2 separate regions of the Homo sapiens genome follow, and region 2 is linked to region 1. Evidence: read pairs that join two places in POLR2A ChIA-PET (ENCODE). Cell type or tissue: MCF 10A. All regions are shown on one strand. Each heading gives the region's core, and the rest is flanking DNA. Links, peaks and the distances in the headings are about the cores only.

The links. ChIA-PET counts read pairs that join two places held together with the same protein. Peaks named below come from ENCODE experiments on the same cell type or tissue, not always from the same donor. Only the 100,000 strongest peaks of a DNase experiment are listed, where the experiment ranks them.
Region 2: POLR2A ChIA-PET joins it to region 1 with 5 read pairs; 1 of 35 experiments calls an interaction of 5 or more read pairs at or near these places.

What each region holds. Positions count from the first base shown.
Region 1 is chr9:72,580,505-72,591,584 of GRCh38, forward strand. All of the region lies in intron 2 of TMC1 (transmembrane channel like 1), which reads left to right. Among named protein-coding and RNA genes, the nearest start is that of TMC1, 64 kb to the left of the region's middle. In MCF 10A, for the core only: no CTCF peak of the experiment used is centred there; DNase peaks (open chromatin) are centred at 5,417, 6,457 and 8,047.
Region 2 is chr9:72,253,153-72,264,232 of GRCh38, forward strand. It overlaps a transcript of GDA not described here. Among named protein-coding and RNA genes, the nearest start is that of LINC01504, 47 kb to the right of the region's middle. In MCF 10A, for the core only: no CTCF peak of the experiment used is centred there; DNase peaks (open chromatin) are centred at 2,589 and 4,869.

The sequences.
Region 1 (11,080 bases), core at 4,345-8,344:
GATATTGAAGACACTAACTTCCAAACCTCTTCTCTAAATCTGACAGTGAAGCAGTGTGTGTGTGTGTGTGTGTGTGTGCATGCCAGTGCATACACCACACATACAAGCACATACACAGAGTTAAGTTTGGTCACATTTACTTCATTAATTGATATATACCACAACTGAGAAAAACTTACTGGCATTCTGCTCCAAGCTTGAATTCCCAGACGAAAAACAAACAAGCAAACAAACAACTCCTCCTTACACAAAAATATCTAGTGGCCTTGGAAAATTCCATTTAACATTAAATTGTGTCTCTTCAAAGTGAAGCAGGGTGGGCAGATTTTTGAACATGAATCTACTGATAACACAACACCTCTTCAAAACTAGAATCTCATTCAGGGTTAAATGATGTCCAAGTCAAACCTGAGATGCTAGCATGATGCCCCATCCTCAGTCAGAGGTTTCAGGGTGGCAAACAACTTTTGCTCACTCTCCTCTGCCTCTCTCTATATTTGCAGAAAGTCCAGCTTTCACTGCAAAAGTTCGATAACTCTGTAAAACAGTTTGATCCTAACTTCAAAAGAATTTTTATGCTATTTGGAATACATAAAAAATGAATTTATTCCAATACTTTAGCCCCATAAATAATGCATAATGATTGGTGAAAGATTAGCATTTTGGAGTTCAAGTACTTAAAGCTTTCTTGGATGGATAATGCATCACCCTTAACTAGCATAAGGGGAAATAGAAGGTTGACAAGGAAAACTTAATTTAGGGTTCTTTATTTATTTTTCTCTAGTTATGTTTACCTTCCCAGGTTGTTTTATTAATGCCACTTTTCACAAGGATATTTCATGAATAAATATCAGGTTGTATCTCTGGCCATCTGTGATGATCACGTTTTTATTTTTAATGAGTTGCTCATGGATTATATCCTAACTGGAATTGCAGTCAGTATATTGAGATGCATTGACTCCATTTCTGTCTTTCATTCTTCTTTCTCAATGTATTCTCACTGGATTAGCACTCTTAGCCCTGAGGACTCTTGGGCCAGTTTTATTACTAAAAGAAGAATTACAGTTTTGCTACACAGTGACCTTGCAAGAAGTATCAGCACAGCTCAATTTCAAATTCTCCTCAAATATCAAATATGTTCTTGGTATATTTTGCTTAGCAGTTTATTGCCTTCTCATCTCCACTGTTTTTCCTGAGTAACAGCTCAGAAATCTATAAATAAAACTTAATAATGGGGAGTGACTCAAAAGTCTGGTTATTTTTATTAGTAAACTATTTTAGGGGTGAACACTTCACATTTTACATTCTCATGCTCCACAGTGCTGAAAATAGTCTGAATTTTTTTTGTGTGTTAGGTTGATGAGAATATTTTTGAGATGACTAGCAGAAAACAGAATCATTAAAACAGTGCTATCAGTTTTCATGTTGAATAACTTTACAGGAAATGATAGCATCTTTTTTTCTTTTTTTGAGACGGAGTTTCGCTCTTGTTGCTCAGGATGAAGTGCAATGGCGCGATCTCGGCTCACCGCAACCTCCGCCTCCTGGGTTCAAGCGATTCTTCTGCTTCAGCCTCCCGAGTAGCTGGGATTACAGGCATGCGCCACCATGCCTGGCTAATTTTGTACTTTTAGTGGAGATGGGGTTTCTCCATCTTGGTCAGGCTGGTCTCTAATTCCCGACCTCAGGTGATCCACCCGCCTCAGTCTCCCAAAGTGCTGGGATTACAGGCGTGAGCCACTGTGCTCAGCCGATAGCATCTTAACAATAAACATGCAAAGATTTGTAAATGTTGGCAAACAGCAAGAAAAACATATTTAGAAAATTGTGCTATGCTTTAATGTCCTGTCTGTACGATAATTTACTTAGCTCCCTACCTTCCCCCCAGCCCACCAGAATGTTTAAACTGAAATTTAAAGCACAGTTGATCTTGGCTTGGATAGGCAGCCTGCATATTAACTGAGGATTTAGTTAGTATCCAGGAGCAGATCTACTTCTCAAAGTGAGATTCACATAGCCCCCTTGGAAGCTTTCAAATAGATTGACTAGCCTTTTAAAATTCCTCTTCTCCCCTTTCTTATTGCCCCCGCCTTGTCTAGCTGTATGCTAACTTGCTGCATAGAATCCTGAATTTCTGGATTTCTACATTTCTAGCTCAATGAATGGGGTAAATCAAAACTTAATAACACTCTTGATTTTGAAAAGCTTCAGTGCTTCATGTAAGACTTTTTGAGAAAAGATCATTTTCATTTATTTCTGTTTTATTTCTAGCTTAATGATTAAATGTAAGCTGTTCAATACCTTTTTCAATATCCCACTTGTTAAACCCACACTAAACCTCAGAAATATTGAGTCAGTGATCTAAATTTCCATTCAAAATTTCCACAAAGCAGAAGCATAAATGTTTTCATTGTCATTACAAATAAACAGACAGGGCTGGGCGCAGTGGTTCATGCCTGTAATCCCAGCAGTTTGGGAAGCTGAGGTAGGCGGATCACTTGAGGTCAGGAGTTTGAGACCAGCCTGGCCAACATGGTGAAACACTGTCTCTACTAAAAATACAAAAAAATTAGCTGGATTGGTGGTGTGTGCCTGTGATCCCAGCTACTCAGGAGGCTGAGGTAGGAGAATCACTTGAACCTGGGAGGCGGAGGTTGCAATGAGCTGAGATTGTGCCACTGCACTCCAGCCTGGGTGACAGAGTGAGACTTCATCTCAAAAAACAAAAACAAAAACAAAAACAACCCCTTCCCCTCCACGAAAGAAAACCCCAAATAAACAGACAAATGAAAGCAATGAAAACAGGAAAATAATTTTGACACCTACTTCTGGGATGTTATGTTATGCTTTGCATTGGTTCTATTTATTAGACATGTTCCCATCTTTATTATTTAAGAGCAGATAAAATAACCTCACTACATTAATCTCTTTTGCTCTGCCTCTTTCCATATGATTCTTCACTAGCAGTTCCCAAAACAAAAAAATTGTGCACCAAAATCCCAACTGAGACTCAATTGTTTGCTGACTCAACAACTCTAATGAGAAATCTTATACAAGAGCTTTTGTTTCAAAAGGAAGTGCCAGGAAAATTTTGCTTCCCTCAAGCAATGGCATGTTTTCTTTTTCTGGACAGTGAGAACCATGTAATTAAACATATTTTCCTTTGTGCTTTGGCTGTCAGGAAACTCAGAGCCAAACTTGTAGCCCAAGTTTTATGGCTATGTAAGACATTATGGCCCATATATCTGGACTCTTCCTTTCTCCTTGGTATTGATCTTCAGTCTTGGCTTTAGTTTACAAAATATGCCATTATAAAAAATAACAGTATCTGTAGGCTGTCTGAAATTATTATGGAAAAAGTAGTGTACAAATAAATGAATAAGTCAATTGTTTGAAAAACAATGCATTTGTATCAGAAATAACTTTGTGAGTGGTCTTCAGGTTCCTAGTCTATTTCATTTTGATATATATTTCTTGTGGGTTTACCACGTGCCAGACAAAGATGTTCCTGGCAGGGGGGTTAATAATGTTAACAGTACTCAGTCTTTCTAGTGCCTTACAGGCTATAGAAGGAGAAAGAAATACAAAACAAACTAAAATAGGTATTCAATTGCAACAAAAGCAACTTGATGTAGGGGTACAGGGGAAGGAATAATTCATTCTACAGGCCTTTAAAAGATAAAGAGGTATTTCAAAGGCAAACAATGGAGAGAAGATCATTCTAAGCTAAGGAGGTTGCATGAAGAAAGCATAATGTCACTACTTTTTTTTTTTTTTTTGAGACAGGGTCTGGCTCTGTTACCCAGGCTGTAGTGCAGTGATGAGATCACAGGTCACTGCAACCTCCACCTTCAGGGCTCAAACCATCCTTCCACATCAACCTCCCAAGTAGCTGGGACTACAGCTGCATGCCACCATACCCAGATAATTTCTTTTATTTTTTGTGGAAACAGGGTTTTGCCATGTTGCTCAGGCTGGTCTTGAACTCCTGAGCTCAAGTGATCTGCCCACCTTGGCCTCCCAAGGTGTTGAGATTACAGGCATGAGCCACCGCACCCAGCATAATGTCATCAAATTGAAGTGAGAAATGGGAATGTCACTACCAACCATAAGTAATAAACAATAGATTATCATTAACTTTGCTCCTAGAGAAAGACAAGTTTATTTAGAGGTGAGGCGAGTAGAATTTTTTTAAGGGAACTTCTGGGTAATTTAACACCATGATCCTTCTCGAATGCCTTACAACGTAAAAATGTAGTTCTCCTTTTTCTTTTCTTTTCTTTTTTTTTTTTTTTTTTGAGACAGGGTCTCGCTTCGTTGCCCAGGCTGGAGTGCAGTGACACAATCTTGGCTCACTGCATCCTCCGCCGCCTGGGTTCAAGTGATTCTCCTACGTCAGCCTCCTGAGTAGCTGGGATTACAGGCGTGCACTACCACGCCTGGCTAATTTTTGAATTTTTAGTAGAGATGAGGTTTTGCCATGTTGGCCAGGCTGGTCTTAAACTCCTGACCTCAAGTGATCTGCACACCTCGACCTCCCAAAGTGCTGGGATTACAGGTGTAAGCCACCATGCCTGGCCATTTTTCTTGATAAAGGGGTGTCATTGGGGCTTCTCTTACTCCTGTCACTCATCATGGGTGCCATGTCTTTTTTTTTTTTTTTTGAGATGGAGTCTTGCTCTGTCGCCCAGGCTGGAGTGCAGTGGCGCGATCTTGGCTCACTGCAAGCTCCACCTCCTGGGTTCACGCCATTCTCCGGCCGCAGCCTCCTGAGTAGCTGGGACCACAGGTGCCTGCCACCACGCCCTGCTAATTTTTTGTACTTTTAGTAGAGACGGGGTTTCAGCGTGTTAGCCAGGATGGTCTCAATCTCCTGACCTCGTGATCTGCCCGCCTCAGCCTCCCAAAGTGCTGGGATTACAGGCGGGAGCCACTGCGCCTGGCCTGGGTGCCATGTCTTAATTGACAACCACAATGAAGAGAGGAAGGAAAGAGGAAAGAATAAGACAATACAAGAAGAAAAGGGAAGGAAAAGCCAATGACAGACATTAACTGGATTTTCCCACAAAGAGAGGTCATGAGGATCAAGAGCATACAGAAGTTTGCAAAATAAAGAGTTTCTCTGGCTTGGAGTTGACCAAAATAAGAGAAAGGTGAAGCGAGTATAATGTACGGAGACTTCTCCTGGGAGAAGTTGTCAGTGGAGAAGTTATTGGGTCATATAGTGATGGTGTGCAGATAGGACCTGGTGGTGAGTTGACGAGGAGCCATTGCCATTCAGCCATCAAGAATCATGATGTGTGTTGTGTAGGAATGGAGAGGTGAGTGTGGAGTGGATGGGGCGTAGATGGAGAAGCAGGAGGATTCGTCATGCACCCTGAGGCTTGCCAGTATTGATGTCAGACTTCCTCCGACCGTGTTGCCACCCTGGACTGTTTGACTTTGGTAGCTATTTTAAAACAGCAAGAAGAGCTGCTTGAGAAGAACCTGGGGGAGATTTCACAACCAGCAGCTGCATCGAATCTCCCTGGATGTGTGCTTTTGGAAACAATTTACACAAGGGCTGATTTCAACATGCACTAATATATACAGTTTAGCTGGCATTTTATATGGAAACTTTAATAAAATGGTTCTAATTAGTGCTTAATTTACATAGATTAGAGAGTTCTACAGGCCCACACAGTAGGGCTTGGGGATTTTATGTCATTTGATGGAGATGCCAGTTTGATTCAGATAAAGAACCAATTTTAGGGAATACTGCTGAAGTTTGCCCGACACAAATGAAGGAGTTGTAGCTTGCATTTCTTTTACCCACTCTTGTTCAGTGGCTTGAACTAGCTTTCTGTCTCTTCCACAAGATTTAGGACAAGATGGATTTCTGTGTCAGCATGTAGTAGGAGAGCTTTGATTTTCTAGTTCTGTCCTGTGTGGATCTGTATGTAGCTCAGATTCCCCCACAATCTAGGTCAGAGAAGCTGCTAGCCTTGGTGCAAAGTTTTCAAAAAGGCTTCTATTCAGAGAGATGAATAAGGAAAAACTCACACCCTACGTGCGAAGGTTGCTTAATGAGAGGTGTGAGATGGAGCTCAGTTGCCACTTATCTCTGTAGTTGGGTACCGTTGTGCAGTCTGTGCACTGCCCAGCCATTTGCAGTGACCCCAAAGAGGATCATCTGGTCATCTTGCGGGGAGAGACTGTGAGTTCCTGCCATGTCACTTGGTATAACATGAGAAAACTCAAAACTCTAGGCAGATCTTTGCACCTGCCCTACTTTTCTACCTGCTCTCACAATCTTCTTGAGGGTGACCAGAGTCCAAGTAACTAAGTGTAATTCAATGTGGTGAATGATATGATTGCTACACAGGAGTATCTATTAAGGCTTTCAAAATGTAAAGAGGAAGTGACTCATTCTTCCTGGTGGTGGTGGTTGCATCAATTGGTGTAGTCTATTGCCTCTCTCCCATCAACAAGGGACATTTGGCAAAGTCTGGAGTGTGTCAACTGTGGGGTGGTGGTACTACCGGCATCTAGTGGATAGAGGTCAGGGATGCTGCTGAACATTTTACAATGCCCAGGACAGCCCTCCCACAATAAATTATCTGGCCCAAAATATCAGTAGTGCTGCCATTGAGAAATCTGGTTATGTAACAGATAACTTTTTTTTTTTTTTTGACATGGAGTTTCACTCTTGTTGCCCAGGCTGGAGTGCAATGGCTTGATCTCGACTCACTGCAACCTCTGCCTCCTGGGTTCAAGTGATTCTCCTGCCTCAGCCTCCTGAGTAGCTGGGATTACAGGCATGCGCCACCACGCCCAGCTAATTTTGTATTTTTAATAGAGACGAGGTTTTACCATGTTGGCCGGGCTGGTCTTGAACTCCTGACCTCAGATGATCCACCCACCTCGGTCTCCCAAAGTGCTGGGATTACAGGCATGAGCCACTGTGCCCAGCCAACAGATAACTTTTTAAATTCTCAGCTGTTTAACCCAACAAATAATTATTTTCTTCCTCAAGCTGTATGTCCAGCATGGGTTGGCAACATAGCCCTGTTTTTCCTAGTCCCTTCAAGAAGTCTATTGATGGAAGATGCATTTTTATGTGGGCTTCTACCACCACTATGAGAGGGGGAAGGAAATTTGTTGGATTGTACCCTGAATTTTAAAAAGCTTCTGCCCAGAATTGACATATATTCTTTCCAATTGCATTTTATTGGCCACAATCCATCATATGACCATGCCTGAATTCAGAGGGAGTAGGTGGAGAATACATTTTTAATTTTTAATTTTTTTTTTTTTTTTGAGACAGAGCCTCACTGTCTTGCCCAGGCTGGAGTGCAGTGGCGCCATCTCGGCTCACTGCAACCTTTGCTTCCCAGGTTTAAGTGATTCTCCTGCCTCAGCCTCACAAATAGCCGGAATTACAGGCATGCACCCCCATGCCTGGCTAAGGTTTTTCATATTTTTAGTAGAAATGGGGTGTCACCATGTTGGCCAGGCTGGTCTCAAACTCCTGGCCTCAAGTGACCCATCCTCCTCAGCCTTCCAAAGTGCTGGGATTACAGGTGTGAGCCATTGTGCCCAGAGAGAGTGCATTTTTGTCTTGTACCCAGAAAGAGGAGAGAGTGAGAATAATCATGAACTACCCTAATGACTATCATGCTGATGGTAATGGTGGTTGTAGGATGGTGTGAGAATTTAAAGACGGCTTCACTCCTGTCACTTTGCTTACTTACTGCTGTATAACAAACTGCCCCAAACTTCAGGGATGAAGCTAACAAAAAAATCATTTAATTTGCTCATGAAGTTGCAATTTGGATAGGGCTGTGTAGAACAGCTCCTCTCTATACCATGGGGCATCAGTTAGGACAGCTCAAAACCTGGGAGTAACTCAAAGGCTGGGGGCTATAATCATCTGAATGCTTGCTCACTCCTGTGCTCTCATGTCAGGCAGTGGATGCTGGCTGTAGACAGAGACCTCAGCTGTGGCTGTCAGCTTGACCACCTACTCCCAGCCTCTACATGTGGCTGTTTGGCTCCCTTACAGTATGGTGGCTGGGTTCCAAGGCAGAAAGTAAATGCTGCCAGTTTCTTAAAGTCTGTCTGCAAATTGGCACAGCATTCTTTCTACCATATTCTATTCATCAAGGAGTTGTAGAGGCCAATTTTAAGGGGAAGAAAAATAGACCCTATGTTTCAATAGCAGGAAGGTCAAAGAATGTGGAGGCCCCAGAAAACTGCTTCCCAGGTAAGTGACAGGATAGAAAAACAAGATTTTTTTTTTTTTTTTTGAGACAGGGTTTTGCTCTTGTTGCCCAGGCTGGAGTGCAATGGCGTGATCTCGGCTCACCACGACCTCTGCCTCCTGGGTTCAAGTGATTCTCCTGCCTCAGCCTCCCGAGTAGCTGGGATTACAGGCATGCGCCACCCAGTTAATTTTGTACTTTTAGTAGAGACAGGGTTTCTCCATGTTGGTCAGGCTGGTCTTGAACTCCCAACCTCAGGTGATCCGCCTGCCTTGGCTTCCCAAAGTGCTGGGATTACAGGTGTGAGCCACCATGCCAGGCCAGAAAAACAAGACTTCTTTAGGTGGAGTTTGGGGAATGAGCTTTCTGGACAAGTAAACGGCATGCATCAAGGCACAGAAACATCAGAGCTGCATTTGAATAAATTCTCCTAGCTGGTCTTACCTCCTAGCTACTTACTTCTACTGTTGACATCAACCTTATAAACTTGCTAGAGGCTCAGTGTGGGGAAACAAACAAACAAAGCCTCATGAAACGTTTTGATCCAATTAGAAAATGTCTATTAAATACATTGTGTTTCACAAATGTGAACTATTAATACAATCTGGGTTTGTTCCGATTTAATTGTCTAAAATTATACATAATTCATCTTGCCAACAAATGAAATTATTGAAAAATTAAAAATATCACCACCAATTTTTTCTATTAAATGTATATTTTTGTAATGATAGCTTAAGTTTCATCTCAGTTTGAGATTTAGTACACTGTGGCATTCACTCTGGTTGGGGTTCATTTGGCTCTGAGCTTCAAGGTTCAATTTAGACTTCAAAGCATGTCGGACTTGACCTGAGGCACGTTTTTAACAATCAGGTGCAGTTTGTAAGGTTATGGGTTGAGGAATAGCATAAATGGGCCATCCTTTTTCTGATTTTGAGAAGAGAATGACTACTAATACCCAGGTGTGTTCTTGTCTTTCTTGAGTCAATTCTAACAGCATTGGCTGTGGGTTATAAAACCATAAAATTTTACAGCCAAAAACAACTTTAAAGGTCGTTTAGATGGAACTTCTTCATTTTGCAGATGAGGAAACTGAGAATCAGAGACAAAGTGACCTCAGGGCATTACAACTTACTATTACTATATTGAAAGAGGAAGGGAAGCTGGTGCAAGTTGAGGGACCCACTGATGAACTGCAGGGTATCCAATGTTGCCCCTGTGTTTGGGCTGAGGGAGAAGCAGCTTCTTAGCTTCTGCTATGCTGACTTATCTTGTGATCTCTGTCCCAGCCCTTGGCTGCCTCTCCTCCTTGTCCCCAGGCCTGCACCATTCCATCTGCCTCCTGATTATTCACTGACAGCTGCCTTTTCCCTCACCCTTTGTTCTCAGTTTTTAAAAATCCAATGGGGAGAAGCTTGGATTCAAATGATAGCATTTTCAGCTCATGAAAAATTCTATAACAAGTGTATTTGACCGTTTGATCTCTGGCTTCTCCCACACACTTGCCCTTTATACTCTGACAGCCATAAGCTTCATTTCCTTGAAGCAGATTGCAATTTCAATGGAAAGGAAATAATTGTGTAGCTTTCAAGCTGAGTTCAGTTCTAAAAAGGACTGAGCAAAGCTCAATCCTGGGCTATTGTAGAATCTTAGTCACTGAATCAGGCAGTGAAAGAGCTCTCTCCAAGCTTCATGGTTATGATCTTGAAAAACACCAGAGCTAGGTTCAAATTCCAGCCATACCATTTCCTAACTGTGTGATTTTGGCAAATCACACAAATACTTAAAATTCTTTCGACTCGGTTTCCTCTTCTGTAAAATGGGAACACTAATTAATGCTCACCTCAAAAGGTTGTTCATTCATTCAACACATATTCGTTGGGTGCCTCCTGTGTGTCAAACTGTTTCAGTCCAGTGAGGAAGATGGACATGAATCCAAGAGTCACCAAAAAAATGTAAAGTGGCACCTGTGATGAGTCACAAAGGGGAGGTATATGAGAAAGTGTGTGACAGTATCTAACAGGTGAGGGCATTATATAATTTATTGTTGCAAACAGGACATTTTTGAGCATGTAAGAGGGTGTGTTAATTGTCCTGGAACAACAGGCATAAATCAGGACTTTCTGGGCAAACTCAGGCCCTACCCCACTCTTACCTACCCTTAGTATAAGAGGGAAGGTTGGGAAAGGCTTTCCTGGGGAAGGGAAGAAGAAACTGAGATCCGCGGAATAAGTGAGGATTCCTAGGCAAAAAGAGGAAGACAGAGTGGTTTAGGCCAAGAGAGCAAACAGTGGTGCAAGACTCTAAGGCAGGACAAAGCATGGAGCCTGCAGAGAACAGACAGAAGGTCAGTGTGATGAAGATGGGAGGGGTGCGTGGCTTTAAACACAGGCCCCTTGCTTGTTGGTTTGCCCTGTAGGTGTTAAGAAATGAGGCTATATCAAGGTGAATTTTAAGTAGAGGTGGCACCTCTACTTAAGACCAGACTTGCAGCTTTAAACATCAGTCTGGCTGCAAGGCAGAATGGATTAGCATTGAGTAGTAGTTCTGGCCTTGGCTTTCCAGAGGAAACTTCTAAACAATATCAAAGCCTTGGTGTCACCCACAGAGATCCTGATTTAATTAGTTTAGGTTGGCTCCCAGTAGGTTATAAAGTGTGTCAGGATTGAGATTCACTGTAGAAGGAAGTGTGAATATGGAGAAGAATAATTACAAGGCTATTGCAGTAGCCCGGGTAAGAAGTGATGGAATAGGTTCATGGCAGTGGGTTTCTGAAGCAGTGGTTCTCAAACTGTAGTGGATTTGAGTATCACCTGGAAGTCTTATTTATTTATTAGAGA
Region 2 (11,080 bases), core at 2,577-6,576, 330 kb before region 1:
ATTCATCCCAATGTCTGAGCAGCTTACAGAACAAGTCTTCGGATTGCACTGGTGACCCAGCTCATCCCCTCTTTCTCTCTTGTAGTTCTCAGAATAACTGTAGAATGTGCTGGAAATGGAACATTCTCAGATAAGGAGGAACTGGCCAGATCAAACTAAGCTGTGTTCCCATCCCTCCTGAAACAGGATCTTATGGTGCTTTAGCCCAGGACGTCAAGTATCCCCTAGGTATGAAACCCAGAGTGGAGCATGCTTTGAAGGTCCCTCAGCTACATGCAGACTAGACTGCATGTAGCTGACTCTAACTGCCCTGGGAAACTATCCTGAGCTTTGACAGACCTGCCATGAATCTTAAGCTTTTATTGTCCCTTGCTGCCTATCTGTGAGGAATAAAGTTGCTTCACTTACTTTGCTGTGTGATTGTTCTGTCTCACCAGACTCATGCGAGAGGTAGAAACTGCAGTCCCAAGATGCAGTGGGCATGATGAAACTGCTTCCCACAAATTACTGAGCACTTTATTTTTCTCCTAAAGATCAATTTAGTATAAAATATCCAGAAAAGAAATTTCACATGCTTAATTTAGCAATAATGTATGTCCAGTTTGCACATTGTAGACACTGGGTATTACAACAGATAATATATAAACGTGCAAATTATTGCATGGTACTAAATTCAGGATTTAAATTAAAAAAAAGATTTGGATATAAGAGTTAGTGGGTGCAGCACACCAGCATGTCACATGTATACATATGTAACTAACCTGCACATTGTGCACATGTACCCTAAAACTTAAAGTATAGTAATAATAAAAAAAAAGATAAATACCTCCCAGTAGCAAAACAGGACTTGTGTTATGGTGTTCTAAGACTCCATGAAGAGGCCACTTAGTTACTGGAACTACTGGAACAGAACTCACAGGTAACGCTCACCAATGGCAGCAGGTGTTTTGTTTTGTTTTCATCTTATTTTAAAACAGGATAAAAGGGAGATGTTCTCTGTCTTTGATATGACAGTATTTTAAAGTGTAATTAATTTTTTAAACTAATTCAGACTTATCACTTTTATCTCCAGCCCTGCCCTAACCTACTACCACATCATTGTAAGACTACATTGCATTTATCATACTTAAAAAATTGTTCATGCGTCTATAATAGTTGAATCTAAATTTTGGAGCAGGAGTATAGATAGAGAGATAAAAGCATTTTCTCTGTAGCAAAAACTTTGTTGGGAAATTCTTCAATGGTAACTAAAAAAAGTAAAAAATAAATGTTTTCTCTCCAGTACAAAATGCAATTAAAAAAAAAACAAAAAAACAAAACAGATCACACAGAATTTCATACTCCACTTGGGCCCTCCTCTATTGCCTGGCTTCTGTAGAGAGGAAGCAAACATTTGTTCCCTGTCTGTAGAAGGAGAACCCAAAGTCATAAGCAGTCAAATCAAACTGCAGAAATAACGGCCCTGGAAGATGGTTATTTGGTCAGATGACATCCACTCACTTGAAAACTGAACTTGTAGCTTCACTGTGAAATTAACTTCTGTCCTTTTAGTCTGGGCCAGTCTCCAGATCAGACTTTTGGTTAACTGCTGTCAAATAAAACCCATAAGTGGATAATCCAAGCGAGAATTCTGTTTGTGTGTGTGTTTCAGATTTCTAAATTTGGTGCCCTGGAACACTTGAGAGACTTCAAATGGCCTTGGTGATTTTTGTTTTTGTTTTTCTTCCACAAAAGTTGGTTTCATCCACACCTGAGTTAAGGAACAAGTGAAGGATGGCTTTGTGTTTGTAAAGCGCTTTGAAAACCTTGACTGAAGCACAGCAACAGATAAAGGCAAGAAAGGCTTAATTTATCAAAGTATTGCAGAACAGATGAGCCCTCAAATTGGAGCTTTGCCCAGGAAGGTTATCCGGGAAAGAATTCAGTGTTAGACAGCATCTTTTGTTGAATAGTACTGCTCCCTACAGAGCAGGGCTAACTCATAGGCAGTGCAGCTAAAGTTGACAACATATGAGTTCTTGGCAGCTGTATTTATACTCACTTAAACCTGCTTTCAATTACATGCAAATTAACGGGTGGGTGGATGCAAATTGAGGGGCAGTTTGTTTAGAATTTTCTAGCAAAGGGGTAGTAACTTCCAGGTCATCCTCATAGCTTTTGTAAATTGTCATGGTGCTGGTGGGAGTGTCTTATGCTAATGAGCAATGAGGGCATCTATGGATTGCTTTGGTAGCCATCTGCTGGTTCCTACCAGTTTCTTCACTTTATCCTGTTTAGACCAGATCCTGTTTTGGTCAGCAAGGTTGTGACCAGAAAACAAGGTTTAGACCAGATCCTGTTTTGGTCAGCAAGGTTGTGCCTGTCTCCTACCTCAAAAGGTTACTCAAAAAGATAAATTAAGGGGCTCAGAAATACAAGTGCACACACTTCTTTCAATTCATGAACTTTCTTAGTGGAACTATGAAAGATGAATTGGCAACTTACGTATTTTGGACTAATTTATATAACCACAACAAACCCTCCAGCATCATAAACGTGTCCTGGCATAATGCAATGGCATGCTATCCATCCCGTAAAATCTCATGGTAGTGACTCAGAAACGTGGGGGTAAAAGAGAAGCTATGGAGTTTAGGTTGTTTGTTTATTTATTAAAGCTGGGTAATAGGCTTTTTATGTCATCCAGGACAATTTTGCAATCTCTTATGGATGTATTATTTATTGTAACTTATGGGGGAAACTCATGATGAGACTCACATTCCCTAGAAAATTTTCACATTCCCTAGAAAATTATTGCCCAGACTAAATAAGAAGTCAGTATAAATGCATATAAAAACTCATTTAATGTTGTTTGTAGTACTGTAGACCATTTAACATGGCATAATTTAATCCAAAAGAAATTATAATTAATCAGTCAGTTTGCTCTGAAATATACTTGGCTGTTCTCTTATGCTTTTTATGTCTTTGTAAATTTCATACTTAAAAAAGGTTAATTAGTTGGTTTTTTGAAAGATTTAAAAATGGTTAATTAGTTGGTTTTTTGAAAGATAGAAATCTGTACCTGCAGAAAACAAAATAATGGCCTATTAAGTCATATTTAATTTACTAATCATGAAGTTGTAAATTTTAATCAACATTCATTTAAGCAACATTTCATAATAAATACCAGGTATGGGTCAGTTCTGAGGATTAAAAATAACATTCATCTCTTTGAAGAACTCACAGTCTGGGATGGGAGGTGAGAGGAAACACATAGACAATATGTTATGTTTATGACAGATGTATAGAGAGCTAAGGGTGTTTAAGGGGGAAACTGGTTCTGTTGGGTACATAGTCCGCAGAGAATACATAGGGCTAAGTGTGGTGGTGAATCTTTCACAGAAGTGACATCTAAGCCTGGAAGAAGAGTAGGAATTTATTTTCCATGTGAAAACTCAAAAAGGTATTTCGAGTAGAGCGTTCAGCATGAGCAATAGCAGCTCATCATAAAGACTTGACTTCTGGAAAAGTAAGATAAGAATGAAGTGGATGAATCCAGTCTTCGTAAGAATCACCATGGGTGTTGGTTCAAAATGAAGGTTTCCAGGCCCTTGTCCCTATACATTCTGATTCAGTAGGTTTGTCCTGGGGCCCAAGAATTTGCATTACCAACAAATACCTTGGTATGGTCAGGCAGTGGGTGTAGTGAGGAGAGTCATCCTGGGTATGACAAGGACCAGGTATAATCAGGTGTGTAAGCTAATGAAGAGAAGGCACCAGGCTCACTGAGTGCAGAAACTGTGGGTCTCACGTACATTGGTGGTTTTCCTATTCACTGGCAGATAACTGTTGTTGTTTCCCAGGCTGATCTTGATATCCTGGTCTCAAGTGATCCTCCCACCTCAGCATTCTAAAGTGCTAGGATTACAGACATGAGCTACTGCACCCAGCCAATTGGAGGCCTTGCCCCAGCAGGTGGGGAAGGAAATGCCAGCCAAGTTCCCACCACATGCAGAAACCTGAGAGGGTGAACCCTACCCATCAACACCTGGAGACCTTTTCCTGACTCTGGGACCCGCGACAGACAGAGTAGCCCCTGCATGGGTGACTCCCTGATTCCCACGAGGCCCCAGGGCTGCCGTGGCTCCTGCTGCTCCACATATTGTGGGGCACCTTGATAGCCGAGGTTGCCTTAAGTTACCTCCAGCTTTGTTTCTGTCACTGCAAATCAAAGAGCCCAGCCTAAAATCCTCTGTAGCCTTCTTATTTCCCCCACGGTGAGTACATTCTTTAGAGATAGGATATAAACTTTGAAATGACCATTTTCTTTTTAAATGAATGATAAACCATTGTTCCTTCATTAGGCATGTGGCCACTCTCTACCCTCTCGCAAGCCTTGCCAGAGATGCCATCCTCCACTTCCACTGGGCACCTGGAGCCTGAACCTGGAATCTTCCAAGACCCCAGATCAGCCTCTGCTGACAGTTCTCTTGTAAAGATACTGAGGATAGGATTACAGGTAGTGGCTCACGCCTGTAATCCCAACACTTTGGGAGGCTGAGGCGGGTGGATCACTTGAGCTCATGAGTTCAAGACCAGCCTGGGCAACATGGCAAAACTCTGTCTCTACAAAAAATACAAAATAATACAAAAATAAGCTGGATGTGGTTGTGTGCACCTGTAGTCCCAGCTACTCAGGAGGCTGAGGTGGGAGGATGGCTTGAGCCTGAGAGGTGAAGGTTGCATTGAGCCGAGATTACACCACTGCACTCCAGCCTGGGTGACAGAGCCAGACCTAGTCTCGAAAAAAAAAAAAAAAAGATACTGAGGATGAGTCAGTCATGACAGAATCCTAGTGACATACTAAGAGAGGGAGATGTTGTTTAATGAAATAAATGGAGGCCAGGTACGGTGACTCATGCCTATAATCCTGGCAGCTTGGGAGGCTGAGGTGGGAAAATCACTTGAGGCCAGGAGTTTGAGACCAGCCTGGGCAACATAATGAGACCCTTATCTCTACAAAAAAATAAAAAATGTAGCTGGGCATGGTGGTGCACACTTGTAGTCTCAGCTGCTTGGGAGGCTGAGGTGTGAGGATCACTTGGGCCTGAGAGGTTGTGGCTGCAGTGAGCTGTGATCATGCCACTGCACTCCAGCCTGGGCAACAGAGCAAGACCCTGCCTCAAAAAGAAAAAAAAAGAGAAAATAGAAGAAAAGAAATAAATGGTGGTAGATTCAGTCAAAAATGACCTGTTTTCTCTGCAGAGGCAGTCACACTTCTGAAGATGACTTCGTGGACTGGAGACCAATTGCAGGGCACCCTTGGGAGCCATGAGCTGGACGGGACAGGGCAACATGATATAAAGAGTCTGGGCCACTTAAGTTACCACTGGGGGAGAGTCTTCCCCTGATTCAGGAATACATGGATTGGAATGGGGCAGCTGGCCCCAAAGAAAATCTGTGAAATGTTAAGACATTGCTAATTCAGTTATTGAAATCCAGGGCTGTTAGTTTATGCCCTTGTTGAGGTCTTTCAGGGCTCTGTCCCTGCCCACCTGGACTGACCAAACACAAACGGGTGGAGGACCTTTCAGTGGACAGAGGTCCTGTGACCTTTGTAGGTGGGATCAAACTTTCCCTGCTGCCAAAGGAAGCTTGGACTCGGAAGAAAGAGCCTCACCCATGGGTGTGGACACAGGTCTTCTGCTGCAGTGTGCCCCACCATTACTACCTGACATGCTTGTGGGCACAGAATGGGTAATGACATGGCACTGCTTTAGCTTCTAGGCTTCTTGCAGGGCCAGCCAGGGATTGGGATGGTCAGAGCTCATGAATGATCTCCTCTGGCTGCAATCAGCATTTTCCACTGGCTCAAATGTACTGTACAAATAATAACTCTTTTTTTTTTTTTTTTGAGACAGAGTCTCACTCTGTCACCCAGGCTGGAGTGCAGTGGTACGATCTCGGCTCACTGCAACCTCTGCCTCCCAGGTTTAAGCGATTCTTCTGCCTCAGCCTCCCAAGTAGCTGGGACTACAGGCGTGCACCATCACGCCTGGCTATTTTTTGTATTTTTAGTAGAGATGGGGTTTCACCATATTGGCCAGGCTGGTCTTGAATTCCTGACCTTGTGATCCTCCCACCTCGGCCTCCCAAAGTGCTGGGATTACAGGCGTGAGCCACCGTGCCTGGCCACTTTCTATTTTTGCAGTGAGCAAATCAAAATCAGAGAGCGCTGTCTTTCTACGATGTGGCTCCCAACCCACTGATGGCCTGTCCTGGATGCCAGGCACTTGTTTGGGTTGGAAGCGGACTGCTCCACAGCTGCAGGCTTTTTTGTGGTTAGTTGTGGCCCACAGGATACTGGCAGCTGGAGGCAGAGCAGTGGTGCCTTTTGAAGCCATGGAAGACCTGCTGATTGCCAGCAAAATGTCTTCCCAGCCAGTTGTTCCTGGAGCCGCTGTGCAGGGCTCTGGAGATGGTGTGTGAATGCTTGAGACACGGCCTAAGTCTCTTTGAATCTCTCTGGGAGATTCTGATATATGCTGCCCCAATTATTATAGCAAAGAGCCAACATACTTGGAGGAGAAAAAAAAAGCTAGTCAAAAGATTTTCTGCTCAGGTTGAAGAATATCTTAAAGTCAGTGTAATCGATTAGACTGATTATACTAGTTGATCAAGCAGCCACTCCTCTGAAGTTACAAAGAGAATTTGGCAGGACTTAATAAATATTTGAACAGGTTCAAGTTTTTACTTGAGGTTGTCATACACATTCTCCACAAAGAACAGAAAAGTGAGCCCCAGATTTTCATTTCATGGAGCTATGATGGCTTCACCTCAAAGATAGACACAGTCACTCAAAGATGTATCAAAATCCTGTCACTCCCAAGTGACCAATGCCAAAAACGCCATAGAGAAAGTAAAACAACTTCAGGAGGAAATCATGGATGGTCTGGGTGAAAACACTTATTTTTAGGAAAGACAAGTTGCTTTCCCAAGAAGCTTCTGGATGGAAGGAAAGAGCATGGAACTGAAGGTACAGGAAAAAAATTCCTGACAACTCAAACACATGAACGAAATAATTTGTAAATGATAAAGCCTGTTAAAATATCCAAAACTGCACTAAATATAAGTTTTCCTTCTGTCTTTAGAATAGATTACATGGATGATGGTGATTTGAAATTAGACCCCCCACCCAAAAAAAAAAAAAAAAATGGAGATCACCTAGACTGACAGAAGTCTATTTGAAGAAACTCATTGACGCTGTTCACTTATAAAGGCTTAAAGGAGAAAAACAAGGACAAATACATGTGCAAATATCATGTATTTTTAAATTTTTTATTATTTAAGTTCTGAGGTACATGTGCAGAATGTGCAGTTTTGTTACATAGGTAATTTTCCAAGGCTTAATTATTCTGTTTAGGAGGTTCTTTGTTAGACATTTCTAATTTTTATGCAATCAAAAAAGTCTTAATTTATGGAAAAAAATTTGCATGACCTAAATTGCCAGTCGGCAGCCTTGGCTGAACTGTCCCTTACAAGGGTGATAGCCATTTCTCCACACTGGCCATACTCTGCTTTTGGATTTCCTGCCTTTTCCTCATGCTCATACTGGAAAACGGCAGTATGTTTTACTCTGACATCCCATCCCTCACCATCACAGATGATTGGCCAAGTATAAGAAGTACTGATCCGAGCTAGACCAGTGCAATTCTCTCTTCCTGGAATTTGGATTCAGGACCCAAATAAGCTGAGAGGGTTTGCTGGAGGCACTGGGCACATATAACATTTGAATTCCTCATTTACATGTGGCTGTTTGGAGCCATCAGTGGGCCAGATGAGAAAGCAGATTCAACCTGCAGGTAGAAGCACAGTATTTTGGGGGGAGAAATTCTTAATTCTAAAACATGTCTGATCCAAGGGTTTCAGATAAGAATTGTGAATTTGTACTACCCCAGTTTTACAATTGGGTCAACTGAGGCTCAGAGAGGTTAAGCCACTGCAAAACTAGGACATGAGAGAGCTAAGGTTCGTTCAGACCCCATGCTCCTTTGGCATGACACTAGCTCCAAGAGGATTATTAATGAACTAGACACTGGCATTTGGATTCAGGACCCAAATAAGCTGAGAGAGTTTGCTGGAGTCACTGGACACATACGACATTTGAATTCAGGGGCCAAGGTTCCCATTTGCCTGTGGCTGTTTGGAGCCACCAATGGGCCAGATGAGAAATCAGATTCAAACTCCAGGTAGAAGCAGGAGAAATGGAAGAGACTTCAAGGCCCCAGAGAAAAACAGAAGCTGGGTTGGCCTCTTAATAACATTTTTTTTGCCTTCAGTTAAGGCTCTCAAAGGGCTGGGTCTCATAAGATTTATTTTATTAAATAATAATTCTAGCTACTTGGGAGGCTGAGGCAGGAGAATCGCTTGAACCCGGGAGGCGGAGGTTGCCGTGAGCTGAGATTGCGCCACTGCACTTCAGCCTGGCGACAGGGCGAGACTCCATCTCAAAAATAATTTTAAAAAAGAATAAAAATTCTTCTTCTTCCTCCTCCTCCTCTTCTTCTTCTTCCTCCCCTTCTTCTTCTTCTTCTTCCTCCTCTTCTTCTTCTTTTCTTCTTCCTTCTTCTCCTCCTTCTCTTTCTTTTCTTCTTCTTCCTCTTCTTTCTACTTCTCCTTCCTTCCCTCCCCCTCCCCCTCCTCCTCCTTCTTCCTCCTCCTCCTCTTCCTTCTCCTCCTCCTTCTTCTTTTTGCTAATCATACAACCCTTGACTAAAGATCTACTTGCCATTAAAACGGAATTTTGTTATTCCCTATGACCATAGCAAACAGGCAGCTGATTTCTTGAATTGGGTGGGAATGAAGGTGGGGTCTTCTTGCCACTATGCAACACGACAAGTTTGAGTTATAATTCTTCAGTGAAGAGGTGAAACAAAACCCTGTTACTATAATCAGTTGGTCTGACTATCCAATTAGTATTTTTTATGTTTCTACTTAACACTTGTGAAATAACCATCTGCCTTTAAATAACTGCCACCTCCTGCCAGCCTCTCAGCTACGTACTAATAGTAGCTGAATGTCCCTTTACAGTTTATGAGAGGACAGGATGAGTGACTTATGCCACTGGACTCTGCAGTCCGTGATAGGATGGTATCACTTCCTCTGAGTTATGACATCTCAGCCAGGTACAGCCCCCACACTGGGAAGGACCAGAATTTCCTGCTTTCCTCTCCTACCTTTCTGGACTGGACTAAAGCTTGTTCTATTATCCAAAGCCAAATTGATTGGATAAGATTCTGCCCACAGTGACAAACTATTGACTAGATTTTTTTTTCCACATTTTTTTCCTCAATGGCTTCCCAAAATTCTTTTAACCCTTCAATCTCAGCCAGGTTTCACATTGGTATTAACATGTGAAACCAATCCTGTATGAGGTACCAGTGCCATATCCTCAGTGTCATGCCTAAACAAAGACATTTCCATTTTTACAAAGTATTCTCGGAGATGCAAAGTCACAACTTGAAATGAATGATGGGATTTCAGGTATGATTTAGAAAAAGCACTGACTTTCCAACTTATTAAACTTTCCTCAAACTAATCTGCAACTTTTCTGTCTCTATAACTAGTACTTCAGTGGCCTTTCTGAAACTGCTCAATTCTAATGAGTTCTAAAGCAGAAAATAAGGTATGACTACTTGTTCTTCCTTTCTCATTTTTATTTTCATAGCATTTGAGAGTACAAATACAGTTGAGAATCATCCGGCCGGGCGTGGTGGCTCATGCCTGTAATCCCAGCACTTTGGGAGGCCGAGGTGAGCGGATCACGAGGTCAGGAGATCGAGACCATCCTGGCTAACACAGTGAAACCCCGTCTCTACTAAAAATACAAAAAAAATAGCCGGGTGTGGTGGCGGGTGCCTGTAGTCCCAGCTACTTGGGAGACTGAGGCAGGAGAATGGTGTGAATCCAGGAGGCGGAGCTTGCAGTGAGCCGAGATCGCTCCACTGCACTCCAGCCTGGGAGACACAGCGAGACACCATCTCAAAAAAAAAAAAAAAAATCCTTAAATATTTAGTTCAAGTTTCAACATTGTAAGTAGAAACTCACTATTGTGTACTTCAGCACTATTTAAAATAGCAAAAAACAAAAAAGAGAAATAACCTTGGTGCCCAGCAATAGGGGATTGGAAAATACATTATGATATAGTCAAAGAATAGAATCCCATTTAACATTGAAAAGCAAAACATCTATTTACTTAATAAATAGATTTGGGACAATCAGGTAATCTTCTGGCAAGAAAAATTTGGACTCCTTTTCTCATACGTCACACTAGAATAAATATAATTCAAACTAATTCTAATTCAATCTGATTTAATCAAAGCTTCAGGTATAAAATATGAAATAATAATGATACTAAAAAGAAAACATGGGAGAATCCTTTTTCTACTCTCATATGGGGAAGGCAAGACTCAAAACTCACATGCCATATAAGATAGATCGATATAGTTGACTACCCAAACACTTGATAGGTTGATAAATTTGGCTATACAAACAAAAAAATTTTTGCATGACAAAAGTCAACACAGTGACAGTAGCTGGAGTGGGGGATGATCTTGTGAACTTTGAGGCCACTCTGATGACCTTGGATCTTACTCCAGGAGATGAGAGTTGTTGGAAGCTTTGAGCAGATGTGATATGACTTAAATGTTAACAGGATCTGTGGCTGCAGTGTGCAGAATAGACTATGGGGTGTGTGAGGAGATGATGGTGCTCAGCCCACTGCAGTGGCAGTGGAGGTGGAAGGAAGTGGTTGGATTCTGGGTGCCATAAGGCACTGCTCCTAGCCATGCACCATTTTCTCTCATCCTCACTACCACCCTATGAGGTAGGTCATTTATCCTATAGGGGAGGAAAGATTTTTTCCTCTACCCTCCTAGGTTCCATAGCTGGGTCAATAAGATAGACTTACATCCAGCAGATCAACGGGAGAAAAAGTATACATGATTTTTTTTTTTTTTTTTTTGAGACAAGGTCTGGTTCTATCACCCAGGCTGGAGTACAGTGGCGCAATCTCGACTCACTGCAATCTCCGCCTCCCAGTGGC